2 separate regions of the Homo sapiens genome follow, and region 1 is linked to region 2. Evidence: chromatin loops called from intact Hi-C (ENCODE). Cell type or tissue: Caco-2. All regions are shown on one strand. Links, peaks and the distances in the headings refer to the core of each region. The heading gives the core; the rest is flanking DNA.

Evidence for each region. A loop is a pair of places that touch in the nucleus more often than their neighbours do. Peaks named below come from ENCODE experiments on the same cell type or tissue, not always from the same donor. Only the 100,000 strongest peaks of a DNase experiment are listed, where the experiment ranks them.
Region 1: it touches region 2 in a loop (4-fold over the local background); 2 of 110 quality-filtered maps call a loop at or near these places.

Annotation. Positions count from the first base shown.
Region 1 is chr12:125,088,813-125,097,954 of GRCh38, reverse strand. It overlaps AACS (acetoacetyl-CoA synthetase), which reads right to left. Exons shown (of 18, transcript NM_023928.5): 5 at 6,432-6,529. Among named protein-coding and RNA genes, the nearest start is that of AACS, 28 kb to the right of the region's middle. RefSeq lists an enhancer at 6,383-6,884. In Caco-2, for the core only: no CTCF peak of the experiment used is centred there; a DNase peak (open chromatin) is centred at 4,774.
Region 2 is chr12:125,198,988-125,208,129 of GRCh38, reverse strand. The region is part of intron 1 of TMEM132B (transmembrane protein 132B); the gene reads right to left. Among named protein-coding and RNA genes, the nearest start is that of TMEM132B, 17 kb to the right of the region's middle. RefSeq lists a silencer at 1,009-1,259. In Caco-2, for the core only: a CTCF peak has its summit at 4,776 (motif pointing right); no DNase peak of the experiment used is centred there.

The sequences.
Region 1 (9,142 bases), core at 2,149-7,148, 110 kb after region 2:
AGATGGCAGTGCCTAGCCGGGGTCACAGAGGAACCGAGGAACCGCTCAATCAAACGTATGAAGGAGGACAGTGGAGAGGCGGCAAGAACAGCCAACGGTAGGGAAGGGAGTGAAAGGGTGTGGCGCACAGCCCGAGCTCCTGGTTTGGCAGGGTTGTAGTGGCGGGGGTTACTGAGATGGGGCTCCCCCTGGGGACTTGTGAGCTCCTCTGGGGCTCACTGAGTCTTGAGAACTTCTGGCAGCCCCGCCAGTGCTGACTGGACAGGGGGAAGGAAGGCTGAAGTGCTCTCAGGATGCACAGTCATGACAGGAAGGAGGGGTCTTCCTCCAGCTGAACACCTTGGCCACTGCGGAAGGCACGGGAGGAGGCGCAGACCAAGCCAAGCTTCTCTCTACTCCCGCCACTTCCTCTGCCCCTCAGCAAAGTTCACGGCGGGCGGGTGGGGGACAAGGGAATGACTGTGACATTATTACAGAGACGCCCTTGGAGCTGCCCCAACGCACTTTTTTTTTTTTTTTTTAAGTAAAACATTGGCCAACTTCAGCATCAGTTTAAAAAAGTGCATGGGACATACAGGTAACAGGGACTTGGCCCCTGGCCTCAGGACATCAGGCCTTCGGTCACCGTCCACCTCCTCCCTCCTCCATTTCAAGGGTACCCCCGGTACCCCTTCCTCAGTGACGTCCTTGGTGGACAAAGACTATTTCCTACTACTTCTTCTTCTGCTCTAAACTGCTACACAGAGGTGGTTGCAGAAAGCCCCAAAATGGTGCCCCCCAGGAGTCCAGCAGCAACAGGCCGAGTCTGCAGGCAGGTGGCACCCCGGTCCCACCAGCATTTACTCCGCAGGCCACCAGGGCTAGCCCTCCTTGCGTCTGATGCTAACATACACCCTGCCCAAATCCATCAGAAGAACAGAATGCCCAGAAATGGCCCTTCCTGGCACCAAACCCTCCTGGACTGAGAATGCCACCCCTTCCTCCTCCCCAGCCACTTCTGATGGGCAGGAGACTGGGACAGAAGCATCCAGGAGAGAAGTCTTCACCCCCTAGACCAGCGCCTGGGCACTGGCACTGGAACAAGGCATCTAAACAGAAGCTCACCCCCAGCCAGGCAAGCCCCTCTTCCCCATTCTCAGTGCCCAGATGCACCCCCCGAGAGCAAGTGCCTGCCCTTCCTGGAAAGACACCACGTCCACTTAACTAAGTGCATGCACAGCGATTTCTCAGACTCTTTCATGTCCTGCTGGGACTTGGGTGTCCCTCTGTTTACTTCTGACGCTCTCTATGCAAATATCAAGGTAACACATTCAACCTACTCTAAGGCCATGGTCCTTACTCCTCCCTTTCCTGGCCACATGGCCCTGGACAAGGTATCCCTGCACCTGGCTCCCTCCAGCCCCAGCCACCCCTTATGCAAAGTGAGTCCCAACACTCCTGACACCCAAGCTCCCTCACCCACAGGTAAGGGGCCTGTCCAGACCTTGGCTGTGGCGAACACACAAACCACAAATGGCATGTCTACACTGGTGCCCTCTCTGTGCCCGGGATTCTAAGATGGACCGAGAGTTCTTGGTTTAGTGGGGAAGAAATGATTGCCAGTTAAAACATATTGAGCATTTACTGAATGCTTACTATGTGCCAGGCCCCAGTCTGAGCTCATTAGAAGCACTTACTGCCCTTCACAGCCTTAAGAGAGGGGCAATAAGGCTGGGCACAGTGGCTCATGCCTGTAATCCCAGCACTTTGCATCACGAGGTCAGGAGATCGAGACCAGCCTGGCTAACATGGTGAAACCCCGTCTCTACTAAAAATACAAAAAATTAGCTGGATATGGTGGCAGGCGCCTGTAGTCCCAGCTACTTGGGAGGCTAAGGCAGGAGAATGGTGTGAACCCAGGAGGTGGAGCTTGCAGTGAGCCGAGATCGCGCCACTGCACTCCAGCTTGGGAGACAGAGTGAGACTCCGTCTCAGAAAAAAAGAGGGGCAATAGTATCCACTCCCTAACCCTGATAAGGCAGGAACGGGGTGAGTGACTTGCCCAAAGCCTCACAACTGGCCAGAGGCATGGCTGGGCTGCAGCCTGGCTTGTCTGATGTGGGTGCTGGTGCTCCTCACCACTGTGCTGGCTCCACTCAGAAAACACTAATACCGTACATGGAACAGAAAATCAAAACAGCAGAACAGATTCGGGTGCTAAGATACTGCAGCAGACTGAATCAGGAGGAAGAGGAGGAAACCCAGAAAGCCGCTGGAGTCAGCATCTCCAAAGCCCAGCGTCAAGAATAAGCAGGTCCCACAGGGTAGGCGGGAGGGAGAAGAGGCTGTTCTGAACAGAGGACATAGAGATCAACACCCAGGGGCAGGTGGAGTGGGGCCCAGAGGAAGACCTGCCAGGAAGCCTGAGGCCAGGGAAGAAACAGAGAGAGCCAGCCTGGGAGAGCCCCGGAGGGCGGCAGAGAATTTCCACAAGGAAACTGGGATCTCAGAGAACCAGCCCAGTACAGGGTGACCAGGATCTCAAGGTGAAAGGACTGAGCCTGCCAGTGATCTGGGGCTCAAATACCACAGGACCCCAGGCACAGTGACAGTGATCAGGCTACAAAGACGAGTGTTTCTGAATCAGAGGTCTGGCCCCTAGCCCCATGAAAAGACTCAGGGGTCCTCTGACACAGCTGAAGTTTTCCTGGCTGGACCAGCAGGGATCAAGATCTCGAGCATCCAAAACCAGCTGTCAGCCTGTCCTGGCCCAGGAGAGCTGCTCGAGGACAGCTTTCATGTTGCAACAAAACAAACACACCTATGAACATGTGTCTGACCTGAATACGGTGCTTAGCAACCAATCAAGCATTGAAACCAACAGCCGGTGTTGAATCATGGTGACAGCCACCCAGAGCGAGCGAGAATGGCTGTCCTATTTACACACACAGACACACACACACACACACACACACACACACACACACACACACACACGGCCACCTGATGGCACTTCAGGAGGACAAGGCCTGCAGGCTACAGGCTGGGCTCTCTGGTGTGCAGGGATCAGAGGGTGGCCTTCCCTGACATCTCTGAAAATGGCAAAGGCTCAAAGGTAAACAGTGAAACAAAAAACCCAAAGCCATCAAAAGACTCAGGACCTAGAGATCTTGCTGGGGCTGGAAAGGTTGGGAACCCTTAGAACAGAGCACTTCCCCAACCTGGCGATGCCCTTCGAGCCCAAAAGCATTAGTAAGGCAAGCTGAGATGCCCAGGCAGCCAGCAGAGAGCAGGCAGAAGGAGGTGGGCAGTGGTGGGAGAGAGCATGGAATGGGTAGAAGTAAAGCACAGGGGAGTGACGGAGGCCAGAAACGCGTTCCCCCAGTGTCATCGAGTAAAGACGGATGCCCCAGCACTCCCTGGACAGCCCACTGCGGTCTGTGGCTCTGCAGCAGAGAGGGTCCCTTCAGCACCCAGCACAGCCAGCCGAGGAGCTCTCAGTGGACAGGCGTGTGAACCCACGAGTCCAACGGTGCGACTCCATCAACAGAGACCAGAAGTCAACACAGGATTTGTAGGAGAGTGGCAATTTCCCTTTACGATATTCTCTGAGATTCAAAGAAATATAATTTCAAAGCAAGAGAAAACATGATTCCAAAGGGAAGACATTCACGCTTCATTGCAGTTTCTGAAGAGCGCCCCTTACTGAAAATGGGGCACAGTCTGAAGTTTAACATGGTGATGATGGAAATTAAAAACAGGATCTCTTTTTTAAGTAGAGATCTGCAAACCGATGCAGGAACTGTCCACGAGCCCAGAACCCATCAGCCTTGGCTCAGTTCCAGCCCCACCTCATCAGCAACTCCAGGAATTCATCCCTGTTAGTTTTAGCCCCTGAACAAGGATGGTAAATAGAGGGTGAGCAGAGGCTTTCGCGCAGTCGACCTGTGCCAGGTCCTTACTCAGCTCCGACAGCGGGTGTCCAGGTGTCTGTGGGACCAAGCGCTATGAACATGGCATCCACGCAGGCCCTCCCACGCTGGGTGCACACGGCCAGGAGTGCTGCCCAATAATGCCTGCCACGAAGCCACCAAATGCCGACAGACTCCCTGCCAACCGGCTGGATCTCAGTTCGAGTGCGAGTAACGTGCGTCACACACACCCCCGTCTCCGGCAGGATGGAGTCTATACCTCGGACACTAGCAAAATGAGCGACAGAGAGAAGCATCTCAGCAGGAGGGCAGGTGGCCCTGTTTTCTGACCTGAGACGTAGCCGCAGGGCCTGGGACTGTTCACTTCCCAGAAGCTGCGGGAGCCATGGGGTGAGCAGAGCCATGCTGCCATCTAGTGCGCCCAGCAGCTCGGCCAGCACTTCCCACTCCAGAGGTGGCTCGGGGAGGCGGTGATTCCAGAAAACCCTGGACCAACCCCGGCCAGGAAGCAGTGTCCCCGAGACCATGTTTGCTACAGAGCCATGCATCCCTCCTGAGTCCTTCCAGGATGGGCAGATCCTGCCGGACTGGAGTCAGCGGGGAGTGACGTGCACAGGACAATGACCCAGCGAGGCTGGATGCAGCTGTGAGACAGGCTGGGGTCCAGCCCTGCCACTGCAGCCATGCAGAGTCAGAGGCTCTCCCTCTCTCCACCCCCTGGCCTCAGACAAACCACCAAAGGCCGATTCCAGTTGCTCTGATATCACCTCTCCAGGGGGAGGAGGCTACACTCCAGCTCTGGGAGGCCATGATCACTCCCCTGCCACACACGGCTCTCCCAGCCTCTCACAACCCGTTTACAAAAGGTTAGTCATAATTTAACTCAAAACACACCCATCTCCCGACTAGTTCAAACAGTAGCTAACACTTACTGGGCTGGCCTGGAGGGTCACACCCTGTCCCCGGCTCCACACAAACGTGGCTCCTGCCATCTGTGCAGTTGCACTAACACTGCTGCCATTCTCCCTCTGGGGACACCAGGGCACTTGCCCATGGACACTGATCAAGGAAGCCACATGGAGCAGAGGCAGCCAGCCTGCCCGGCCTTGAGCACACCCTGCCATCCTGCCGTCTCACCCTGGGGCCCTTCCCTCTGCCCTGGACAGCCTGGCTCAAGGTCGGCTGAGGGGTCTGAGTGTCCAGTCCGGAACTCCACCCCTCCAGACCCTCCCACAAGGACACCATTGGCCCCAGCAGCCCAGGCAGCCCCCACAGAGGGCCCTAGGGACAGGAGAGGCCACAGGTTGAGTTTCTGTCTAGGTCAGTCCCTGCTGACCTGGGGAGGTCCTGGGGTGAGATGGCCTGGGAAAGAACACAGGAAAGTTCCAGAAGGCAGGGCACGGCCATCCAGCCACACAGTACAGATCTACAAGGTGGCCACGCCCTCCCTGAACCCAGCAGGGCTCCATCATCAGCCCAGCTGGTGCTGCGGCCTGATGCACGGCTGGCCAGTCTCACTCCTCTGGGCCTGTGTCTGATCTCTCCTCCCACGGTGTGGAGAAAGGACACTCCTCCTCCAAAACCTTACTGAAAAAGCAAGCCTCTAAGTAGACATGATTTCTAAGCTCACACCCAAAAGCCTCACCTGTGGACAAGCACAGACACCAACTCCGGGCACTGGGTTTTAAAGGGCCAGCGGCCACACCTGCAGCTGGTGCTGCTGACTGACGGACGGCACAGGGCCTGGCCCAGAACAGAGGCAGCTGGCACCAGGAGGAGCGGTCAGGGACACGGATGCTGCATGTCCTGTAACAGGTTCTCATGGCTCCTGAAGGTCCCTGACGCTCAAGGCTCTGCAGCCAGGAGAGGGCCCTGGCTGGGGAGTGGGGGCCCCAGGAAGACCCGCTCTGCGGCTGCTTCATTTGCCCCGTGGAAAGACCTATAGGCTGGGGGGCCCCAGTGGGGATCAGCACATGCTTCCGGCCCTGCCTGGGCCACTCTGGGCAGCTGGACACACCCTGGGGTGGTTTGGGGACAGAGAGGCCACCCTCCCGGAGTGCACACCCACACAGTACGGGTCCAGAGGAAGGGGCTGGTAACAGCAGAAACCAACACAGGGAGGTCCTGGGGAACTTCTGCAGGCAGGACTTTGAGAACAAAAATCTAGAGAACTCTCTTCAGAGGACATACACTTAGCAAACCTCACGTGGTCACTAAATCCCAGGTGAGGAAGACAGGGCTCGACCTTACTAGACCTTAACAACACTGGGTGCTGCATACGCCACCTGCCCACGTCTTCGATGAACACGGCGAGGAGTGGGGGAACGTCAGGACTGCTTGAAAGGAAGAACCAGACGCAAGTCCTTCTGGCTTCTTTCCCCATAGAGGCAGCTGCAACGCCACCTCCTCCCGCTGGGCTCACGCTGCTGTCCGGCTCCCCTGGGAATTCAGCCCATGCAGCCCCTGCCCAGGATGCTCACAGGGCAAGGGGTGCCCCCTCTGTCACAGACCCTGACTCACATTCACACCGAAGTCCGGGGACGTGGAGCTCCAGATGGCACCAATGCTTGCCGCAGCCAGCATCGCCTCGACAGCGTGCTCACTGTTGGGTAAATAACCTGTGGAGAAAACATAGGAAGAAGCCTTGGGTTCAGGGTGTATGGGAGGTAGCAGATGTCCAAAAGGTTTCTCTGAGAGCCAAGGTCAGAGTGGGAAGGGGGCTGGCCTTGAACTGCCTGAGGATCCTGACCACCAGCCCCCGCCCAGATGAATCGCCTGCTGCCAGCCTGTCAACTCCCCACCATCCCCCTGCAATCCATTCTCCATGCTCTGATGACAATGACCCCGTGGGCTCTCCTCCCTCTGCTCCCCATCCCTCCCTGGGATCTGGTCACAGCAGCCTTCTTCCGACTCCTCAGTTGTCCTAATCACCTCCTGCCTTTGCACAGCTGTCTGATCTGCTGAACACTCCTCCACGCACACCAGCAGTCTCCACTCAGTGTGCGCTCATCCTGCAGCTCTTCACTCAAATGAAACTTCCTCAGAGCAGCCTTCTCCAAGGCTGTCTTGCCCCCAACCCGGTGAACTCAGGTCCCCCAACTAGTTACCTGCAAAGCACACTGTATTTCTCCTTCACCAAACTTAGCATAACTGCAAATGAATAATCACCTGTGTAACTGGCCGTCTAGTATCTGGTTCTCACATGAGGGCTGGGACTTTGCCTGTCTTGTTCTTTGCTTTACCAAATGCCTTTTACCATGCCCTGCACATCAAGGGTCCTCATATATTTGCCGGCTGGCAGATGGATGGATGGATGGATGATGGATGAGGAATGATGAATGGAGGATGGATGGATGAATGAATGGACGGATGACAGATGGAGGATAGATAAATGGATGGAGAGATGGATGATGGGTGAATGGGTAGGCAGAGAGAAGAATGTATAGACGGATGGATGATGTATGAGGGATGATGAATGGAAGATGGATGGATGAATGGATAATGAGTGAAGGATAGATGAGTGGATGGAGAGATGGAAGATGGGTGAATGGGTAGGTAGAGAGAAGAATGTATAGACAGTTGGATGGATAGTTGGATGGATGGTGGATGAGGATGATGAATGGAAGATGGATGAATGGGTAGATGATGGGTGGAGGATAAATGAATGGATGAATAGATGGATGACGGATAAATGGGTAGGTGGAGAGAAGAATGTATAGACAGTTGGATGGATGGATGGTAGGATAAATGATGGATGAGGGATGATAAATGGAAGATGGATGGATGAATGGGTAGATGATGGGTGGAAGCATAATAAATGGATGGATAGATGGATAATGGGTAAATGGGTAGATGGAGAGAAGAATGTATAGACAGGATGGATGGATAGATGGATGGATGATGGTGATGGATGATAAATGGAAGATGGATGGATCAATGGGTAGATAATGGGTGGAGGATAGATGAGTGGATGGATAGATGGATGAGGGATGGATGGGTAGGTGGAGAGAAGAATGTATAGACAGATGGATGGATGGATAGTTGGATGGATGATCTATGAGGGATGATGAATGGAGGATGCATGGATGAATGGGTAGATGATGGGTGGAGGATAGATAAATGGATGGATAGATGGATAATGGGTAAATGGGTAGATGGAGAGAAGAATGTATAGACAGGATGGATGGATGGATGGATAAATGATGGTGAGGGATGATAAATGGAAGATGGATGGATGGATGGGTAGATGATGGGTGGAGGATAGATGAAGGGATGGATAGATGGATGACGGATGGATGGGTAGGTGGAGAGAAGGATGGATAGATGGATGGACAGATGGATGGGTTGATGGATGGCTGCACAGACAGGTGGACTGGTGGATGGTTGGTTGGATGGATAGAGAGGAGAGGGAATGAAGAACACAAGCAGTACTGTCAAGAGCCATATTCAAGCCTATAAGGGGCAGAGGTCCTCAGGCCCTCCATCTCCTAGCAGGCTGGCTTTCATGACAACAGAGGCAGGGAATCCTCATGGCCACAGAGACTATGATCAATTAACCAGATCACTCTACACATTCCAGAGGAAAGGACCTGTACAGTAGGGCAGAAGGCAGTCACGAGACGAAGGGCCATGAACAAGGCCTCATCAGAGCGAGGTGCAGCTACCCAGGTGTGCCCCCAGGGGTCCCTAGTCAGCTGGCTCCCTTTTTCCCTCCTTCTCCCCCCTGCAGTGGGTGTTTCTGTTTGTCTGGATTCACACGCGACTCCCCTGCTGGGCCATAAGCATCCAAGGGGCAGGGGTCACACCACCATGGGGTTCCACCCACATCCGGCAGATGGTTGGTGTTGGCTGAGTTTGCAGCGAAGATGAGACTTGGCTATGAGCGTAAACTGAAGCATCTCAACACTGTCACCCCCAGGGTCAGGGCAGGACTCGGTGCCCAGGGGAGGCTGCTTAACCATCTGACTCCATGTGGCTGACAAGTGAGGAGGAGCTGGCCCTTCTCCCATGGTACATCAGACGCCAACCCTGGGAACCACTTCACAGACAAAGGAAAACGGAGCTAGGCGCAGCTTTAACTCCATCTTTTGAAGACTCTAAAGCATCCAACCCCATTTTAATCATTTTCTAGTGTTTTCTGGAAAACTCAAAGTCCCAAATCCTAGTAACTATGATCAGGTCAAATCCGTATCCAACTGAGACCCACAAAATGGCTGGGGCACAAGGAACCA
Region 2 (9,142 bases), core at 2,665-7,664:
TGTGTGATCTGTGTACCTCAGTTTCCCCAACTGTTCAATGAAGAAGTTGGATTAACTGAGGCGTGGGGAATGCAAATTCAAATACCTAGACCCACATTGTCCAACACAGTAGCCATTAGCTAGCCACGGGTAGCCATTTAAATTTACTTAACTTTAAATATATATTAATTAAATTGAAATGAAATGAAAAATTCAGTTCCCTAGTGGGATGTTATTCAGTCTTAAAAAGGGAGGAAATTCTAGCACATGCTACACATGAGTGAACCTCGAAGATACAATGTTAAGTGAAATAAGCTCGTCACAAAAGGACAAATACTGTATGATTCTACTTATATTCAAATGAATAGAGACAGAAAGATGGTGGAGGCCTGGGGAAATGGAGAAGGGAGAAACGGGAGTTACTGATTAATGGGTATGGGGTTTCCATTTTGCAAAATGAAAAAGTTCCAGAGATGGATGGCGGCGATGGTTGGATAACAGTGAGAATGTGCTCGATGCCACAGAACTGTACACTTAAAAATTGTTAAGATGGTAAATTTTGTTATGTATGTTTAATGCAATTAAAAAAACCCAGTTCCTCAGACACAGTGGTCACATTTCAGCGCTCCACATCAACATGTGGCTGGCGGATACCATATTGAACAGTGCAGCTAGAGAAGATCTCCATCACTGTAGAATGTATCCAATAGCACCGGTCTGGAGGCTTCCAACAGGCAACAGAAATTAGTGACCATTCTTAATGGAATGTAAGCTCCCTGACAGCAGGGGCTACAATGCCAGCACCAACAAGCATGCCTGGCACATAGCAGGTGTTCAACTAAATGCCAGTGGAGTGAACTGGGGCTGTGTCTAAAGGGAGCAGCCTCCACTCCCTGCAGTCCATAGTCACTCCCTGGGAAGAGGACCCAGTGCTACCGGCCCCACTGCTGTTTCAACGAGAAGCCAAAAATCCAGATTTTCATATTAAATCTTCTAGCTCTTAAATATTGGCTCAAAAGTTATTAAAGCACTGGGCTGGCCAAACAGATATGCCCTGGGCTGTATGTGCCACGAGATGCTGGTTGATAACCAGTGGTACAGGAGTTGGTAAACGTTCCTTCCACCGAATGCATCAGGAGCCAGGGCTCACAGACCTGCACAGAGAAACAGGCGGGGCTCTTACTCCAAACACCTCCCCCAGGAGCCTCTGCGAGAAGCATGGGAGGAACGAGCCAATTGCATTTTCACCACTGTTAAATATGTGCTCAGCACAGAAACAATGCGTCCAAGCCCCAGGTGAAATTAATATTCTAATTCAAGTTTCTCACATTGATGAAGGTAGCTGGCTGCCACCAGCTCAGAATGCTAACAACTCGAAATGAATCCCCTGTAGAGGAGCAGAGCGAATGAATGAAGTGGAAGTGGGAGGCAGGTGGCTCTGAGGAAGGGAAGTCTGGGTCCCAAAGCCACCACAAGGACAAGACACAAGGCAACCGAGCAATGGGCTAGTGGCTCTTCCCAAGCCACTGAGCAGAGGAAGACTAAACACCCACACCAAGCACGCTGTCCAGGAGCCAGACCAGAGACTGTGAGGACCTCGTTTATATCAATCAGACCAGGGGCAGTAGTTCACTCCTGTAATCCCGACACTTTGGGAGGCCGAGGTGGGTGGATCACTTGAGACCAGGAGTTCAAGACCAGCCTGGCCAACATGGTGAAACCCTGTCTCTACTAAAACTACAAAAATTAGCCAGGCATGGAGGCACGTGCCTGTAATCCAGCTACCCAGGAGGCGGAGGCAGGAGAATCATGTGAACCCGGGAGGCGGAGGTTGCAGTGAGCTGAGATTGCACCACTGCACTCCAGCCTGCGCTACATAGTGAGACTCTGTCTCAAAACAAACAAACAAACAAACAAAAAATCATAGGCCCCCAAGCCACAGCACCAGGAAAGGGGCATCTGGTGCCTCTGAGGAAGACCAAAGGAATACCATCCCACCAGAAAAAACTAAGCGAAAAAAGCTAAGGGAGCAAGGCCATGGGACCACTGTCTCCTAGCTGTGGGGTCGGGCAGTCCCACCCTCTATCCCACCACTCACAGCCTTTCTGAAGAATCCAGGAGCTAAGAAGCTCCTTCTTCCCCACCCCACCACTCCCCAGACCAGATTCAGGAGGGTTAGAGGCATTTTCGGTGACTTAATGATTAACCCTTACTGAGGGTCCCGCCTGCTGCAATCTTTCTCCAAATAATTTGCGATGGCTTGAAAGCGTGTCTACAAATCCTTTGACGTTCCTCTGATCAAAGGGTGGAGCCAAATTCCCCTCCCCTGGATTATGGGCTGGCTGCTAATGAGTAAAATGCGACGGACGTGGTTTCCAAGGCTGGGTCATAAAAGGCCATACAGCTGCCAGCTGGCTCTGTCTTGAGACACTCACACTGAAGCCCACAGAAGTTGGGCTGCTCTGAAGCTGCCAGGCTGGAGAGACCACATGGAGACAGACAGAGAGGCCCAGCAGCCCCGGCCATGCCCGCCCCAGCTGCTCTGGTCAAGTCACACCCTCCCTCAGCCTCAGGCTCCTTGTCTACAGGGTTGCTGAAAGGATTCATGAGATGCTCCACATAAAGGGCTGAACACCCTGCCTGGCACGTGGTACCCTCACTGAAAGGATTCACAAGATACTCTACACAAAGGGCTAAGGACAGTCCCTGACACATGGAGCCCTCATTGAAAGGATTCACGAGATATTTCATATTAAGAAAGGGCTGAGCACCCTGCCTGACACACGGAGCTCTCATTGAAAGAATTCATGAGATGCTCCACATAAAGGGCTAAGCAGAGTGCCTGGGTACATGGAGCCCTCACCAAAAGGATTCACAAGATATTCCACACAAAGGGCTAAGCACCCTGCCTGGCACACGGAGCCCTCATTGAAAGGACTCATGAGATACTCCACACAAAGGGCTAAGCACAGTGCCTGGTTAATGGAGCCCTCACTGAAAGGATTCATGAGATACTCCACATAAAGAGCTAAGCACAGTGCCTGGTACACGGAGCCCTCATTGAAAGGATTCATGAGATACTCCACACAAAGGGCTAAGCACAGTGCCTGGTTAATGGAGCCCTCGCTGAAAGGATTCATGAGATACTCCACATAAAGAGCTAAGCACAGTGCCTGGTACACGGAGCCCTCATTGAAAGGATTCATGAGATACTCCACACAAAGGGCTGAGCACCCTGCCTGGCACATGGAGCCCTCATTGAAAGGATTCATGAGATACTCCACATAAAGAGCTAAGCACAGTGCCTGGTACACGGAGCCCTCATTGAAAGGATTCATGAGATACTCCACATAAAGAGCTAAGCACAGTGCCTGGTACACGGAGCCCTCATTGAAAGGATTCATGAGATACTCCACATAAAGAGCTAAGCACAGTGCCTGGTACACGGAGCCCTCATTGAAAGGATTCATGAGATACTCCACATAAAGAGCTAAGCACAGTGCCTGGTACACGGAGCCCTCATTGAAAGGATTCATGAGATACTCCACATAAAGAGCTAAGCACAGTGCCTGGTACACGGAGCCCTCATTGAAAGGATTCATGAGATACTCCACATAAAGAGCTAAGCACAGTGCCTGGTACACGGAGCCTTCATTGAAAGGATTCATGAGATACTCCACATAAAGAGCTAAGCACAGTGCCTGGTACACGGAGCCCTCATTGAAAGGATTCATGAGATGCTCCACATAAAGGACTAAGCAGAGTGCCTGGGTACATGGAGCCCTCACCAAAAGGATTCACGAGATATTCCACACAAAGGGCTAAGCACCCTGCCTGGCACACGGAGCCCTCATTGAAAGGATTCATGAGATACTCCACATAAAGAGCTAAGCACAGTGCCTGGTACACGGAGCCCTCACTGAAAGGATTCATGAGATACTCCACATAAAGAGCTAAGCACAGTGCCTGGTACATGGAGCCCTCATTGAAAGGATTCACGAGATACTCTACATAAGGGGCTGAGCACAGTGCCTGGCACAGGGAGCCCTCATTGAAAGATGGCTGCAGTGATAATGATTACTGCCATTTAGTGAATCCAGCAAGTCCACTGACCTAACCGCTCCATCTCAGCCCTAGGTAGGCTGCTTTGGGCATCTGTTATTCCTTTAAGGTTCTCTATACTTCTCAGCCCTTTTTATTCCAATCCCCTGTTATACACAGGAGTTGATAGTTCTTTATATTAAAGTTTCCCTGTTCAAAGTACTCTGTGGAGGTCAGCATATATACTGGAATTTCTCACAGGTCAGCAGATATGGCTACAGCATGCACCAGGGTTTTGCCCTATAGATAGTGTATACTCCATCCATGTCTGCCAACCTATGAGAAATTCTAGTATATATGATACATCCCAATTTTACAAGGGAAGAGGAAAAAATTATACTTTACATCATGTATTAATGAAAAATATTTTAAAGTGCTTTATGGAGAAAACATTTTTTATATATTGGCAGCCAATAGATCATGAGTTCTGGATAGGCAGTAAAATTCTACTAACTCTAGAAAAAAAATTATAAAATCCTATCAGTAAAAATGAATATGCTGGTGTCAGGTAAATGTTTGTATATGTCAAGATGGTCACAGAAGTAACCAATTAACATATAAAATGTTAAAGATATTGGTAAGCTCTACCTCTGATCAGCTCTGTTGCTTGTGATGTGTCATTTCTATGAAGAAGATCCTCTCAAAGCTGTGAAATTCACACTTTCACTGAGATTTCTGTGTGCAGCTGTGCACTGCCTCTAGGGGGTAGCATCAACAATATTTTTGTCTTTGACATTCAGCTTTCCAACCATAAGCCAGGTGCAGTCGATAGAGATAATTTTTGAAACATTTTTGATAGCAGGGGAAGGGATGGGGACAAGGAAGGGCCTCTTGTACCAGTAATTACTGGCAGATGGCTTCCACTCTGTGTCTCACAGCATTCTAGGCACTGGAAGTAAAGCAGGGAAGGAAATAAAAAAATATTCATGCAACTTTGCCCCTGATGAGCTCAGTATAGAGGCAGACGTAAGCTTCTGCACATTCTCCAACCTAGATTTCAGTCAAGCCAAAGCCTTTCAAAGGAGAAGACAGTGCCAGGCAACGGGATCTGAGAAGCCTTCATGGGACTTCACCAGGACTCTCTGGTTGCAAGTGAAAGAAACCCAATTAAGAAAAAGAAATGTGTTGGATCACGTACTGGGGAAGTTCATGATCAAGTTCATATCAGAAACAGCTACTTTGGGGCACTCAAATATGGTCACCAGGAAACTCTCCCTCACTCCCCCTGCACTCCAGGTTTTTCTCCATCCTGCTTCATTCTCAGGCAGTTCCATAATGGTAGATAGCTTCTAGGACAGCCTCCAAAGATCTGGCCTCATGGTGTTCACAGTCTTGTGTAGCCCTCCTTGTGTAACTTCCCTCTAACTGATAGAATGGCTCAACATTGAAGGGACATCACTTCTGTGATCAGAGATTGTTACTCACTGTCTCTGATGAAGCAACCTGCCATATGGAGAGGGCCCCAGGGACAGGAACTGAGAGCAGCCTCTGGCCAACTGTCAGCAAGGGACTGTGGCCCTCAGGGCAAAAGCCCACAAAAACGGAATCCTACCAACCACCATGTGAGCACAGCAGCAGATCATTCCCCAGTCCAGCTTTCAGATGAGACCCAAACCTTAGCTAACACCTCGACTGCAGCCTTGTGAGAGCTTCTGGGGCAGAGGACGGACCTCTGGCAGAGGACCTGGGGCTGTCCCTGGATTCCTGGCCCACAGGAACTGTGAGATAACACATGTGTGCTGCTTTAAGCTGTTAGTCTGCAGTCATTTATTTCACAGCAGTAATGACTTACCTCTAGGCTCACATCCTAACAGATTGGCATCTGCAACAGAAAAGGAAGACTTCTTCCCCAGCGCTTTCAACAAACATCCCAGGGCTGGCCCTCATTGGCCCAGCTTAGGCCATGTGCTCAACCCTGATCCAATCCCTGAGGCCTGAGAGATGGGACGTTCTGATTGGTTGTGTGCAAGTCATGAACTGGCCCATGGGAGGGGGAGGAGAAAGTTTACCAACACCCAAGCCACAGGGATTTACAGCAAGGGAGAAATGGTCCCCCAAAAGAAAATGAGGGTGTGACACCAGGGTGAGGAAGCAGACAAGCTCTATCATATGACAGAATCTGAATACGAAATAATGTGGGAGAAGAGATGAGCAACACCACAGAGACGACCACCAGGGCACATAGTAGGTGTTCACTGAACTCACCGACTGGCAAAGCAGACCAAAGCAGTTGCTGACATTTGTTAAACACTGATGTGATGTCAAGCTTAACTACGTTAAGTTTTTCTTACACAATATCTCCCTTAATCCTCACAACATCTCAAGGGGTAGGAGTTCCTCTTCTCCCCATTCACAGATGAAAATGCTATGGCACAGAGACATTAAGTAATTCACCCAGGGTCACAGAGCTAGCCAGTGGTGGAGCTGGGATTCAAACCCAGGCAGCCTGCTGCCTAAGTTCATGCCCTTAATTTCAGTGATGTACTTCAGTTAGCAAGCATAAGCAGCTAGCAGAGGGGCAAACAGTATATAACGAAGCAGTGAGCGATATAAAGCTGACAGGAAGTGCTGTAGTAGTTCATTCCCTCACCCAAACACTTATTTAAATCTTTCGTGAAGAAAGAAAGGGAGTAAGAGGAGTAAGGAAAACTTGAAGGACAAGAAATATTGAGAAAGAAATTCTAGCACCTTTCTCCCTCATACTGTGCTCTCTGCTACAGTGTGAGAGAAGCAGAATTTAGTCACCCTTGTGAAATGACCTGAGATGACAGGCAAATTGATCAAATAGAAGATGAGGCTGCTTCGGAGCCTGTGTAAATGATGCCAGTGCAAACAGCAAGGCCGACACCTCCTCCCCCAATACTTTTCCCCCTGAAATATGCAGACCCTCTCAGCAGCTCAGCCCATACATTTAAGAGAGAAACACTTAACTGGGCTGGGCATGGGGGGTGGTGGGTGGAGAGAGAAAAAAAAATCAAAGAAATAAAATTTCCATCATAAATTCATAGTGCTTTTTAGACAGTTTTCCATTAGAAACAAATGTGTTTGTGCTAAGTGCTACAGAGGCATAGACCAGAGAACTTAGACGGTGCTCCTATTCTAAGATCAAAGCTCCTAGAATCTGGAGAAATGCCATGAGTAGATGGGCTGGCATTCCAAGACCTCTGAGAATTGTCCACAGCCAGAACCACCAGGCACAGAAACTTGGGAAGCACTGGCTGGGTCCTGCCCTCAAGAAGCTACTCTTGGGCAAGAGGTCTGGATTCTAAGAACAAGTCCCCCTTCTTCCACCATCTCCCAACTGCCCCTAGGCTCGACATTTCTCTGTTAACTCAATCTCCTCAGATGTCAGTTCTTTCTTCTGCCATCACGCAATCATACCCTCACTTTCCTTAAATGTCTAGAGATCTTCAGTGGGTGCTGATCCCTACCCAGTATTCCTGGTGGGTGGGATAGACATTTGCAAATCTTTCTGAACTCCCTTTCTATGCCTGAGGAATCCCCCATCTCATGAGGCAGAGGAAATTCACTAGCTACACCTTGCTATATGCGTGCCATGGAATACTAGCCAGCAATTCAAAAAAAATGAGGTAGTTCTGTATGTACCTGGAAGATGGAGATGAATACTGAAGAGACAAGGGGTATATGTATAAAAACAAACTTAAAACAATGGGATACTATAGACTTCCTACAGGAAAAAATACACAGCAAACCAACAATTGATTACCTCTTGAGAGAATATGAAATTGGTCAAAAAGGACTTCAGGCTTATCTATAATACTTCTAAAACCATTTTTATATATTTGAAAGAGATACATTTATGCATTCAGCAAATTGCTTTTATTTTCCTCCTGGCACCCAGAAAAACGACATGTCCCCAGCCCCCACCTTAGAAGGCAGAATGAAATCACACACACACGAACTCTATTAAGACAAGTGTGGTTGTAACACTGGTGGTTCAAGTCCTTTCTCCAAATGCAATCCTACTTCCTGCCGAGGGATTTACCACAAACTAACAACTTTGTGCCCGGTATCCATTCTTTCCTTCTTCCATGGTAACAGAAACCCGGATTTTTAGCAACCTAAGATAAAGACTGAATTTCTCAGGTTCTCTTGCAGCAAGATGTAGCCATGTGACTCAGTCTTCACCAATGAGATACATGAGGCAGCACCATGGGGCTGCTTCTAGGACTCTTCCTTAAATGACAGTTGATGTGTATCCTCTGCCCTTTTTTTAATCTATACCTTCATCCTGGTGCCTGGGATGGAGATGAGATGGCTGCACCTGTAGCTGTCATTTTGAGCCATGAGGACAAAAATCACAACCTTGAAATGGTAAAAAGGAGGGAGAGTCCATAAGTACTTCATGGAACAGATTCAACTTAACAGTCCTGGGCTACATAACTTCAAAATCTTATTGGAAACTTCTGCTTTTTAAGCCACCACTATTTTAAGTCTCTTCACTCACTGATGAACCCAATCTGAACAGATATGCACAGTACATCAAATCTAGGCTTCCTTGTTCCCCCAGAGATGCCCCAAGCATCATCCTTAATGTGTCACTTGAGCTCACTGTATCACAGCCCCCCAGAACCTACAAACCATGGCAGCAAACTCAGAGAGTTTCCACCTGCTCCAACAGGGACCCAGGAACCCTAAGAGCTGGACTCACAACTTAAATATCAGCATTACCGTAGCTAAGATATCCAACGCATTCTTGGTTTCCTCCCCCTCTCTCTCTCCCCTCCTTTTCCATCAGCCCTGCAAGCATCACCCCTTCATTCCCTCATTGAGGTCAGTAAGGTTAACCACTGGCGTGGGTCCCCACACCTTCCTGCACACTTGTAAAATTATGCAAAAGTGCATACGATGCCGTGTATGTGCCAGTTTCAGGGGCAGCAAACAGCAGTGATTAAGAGCCAAACTCCATCACTACCACTGTGTGCTGCCTCTGAAACAGCACACACACCTGCTTCATGGCAATCCTCTTATTTATACAATATAGAATTCCCAGAAGTGGGATTGCTGGGTCAAAGACCAGATGCTACTCTAATCCATATTG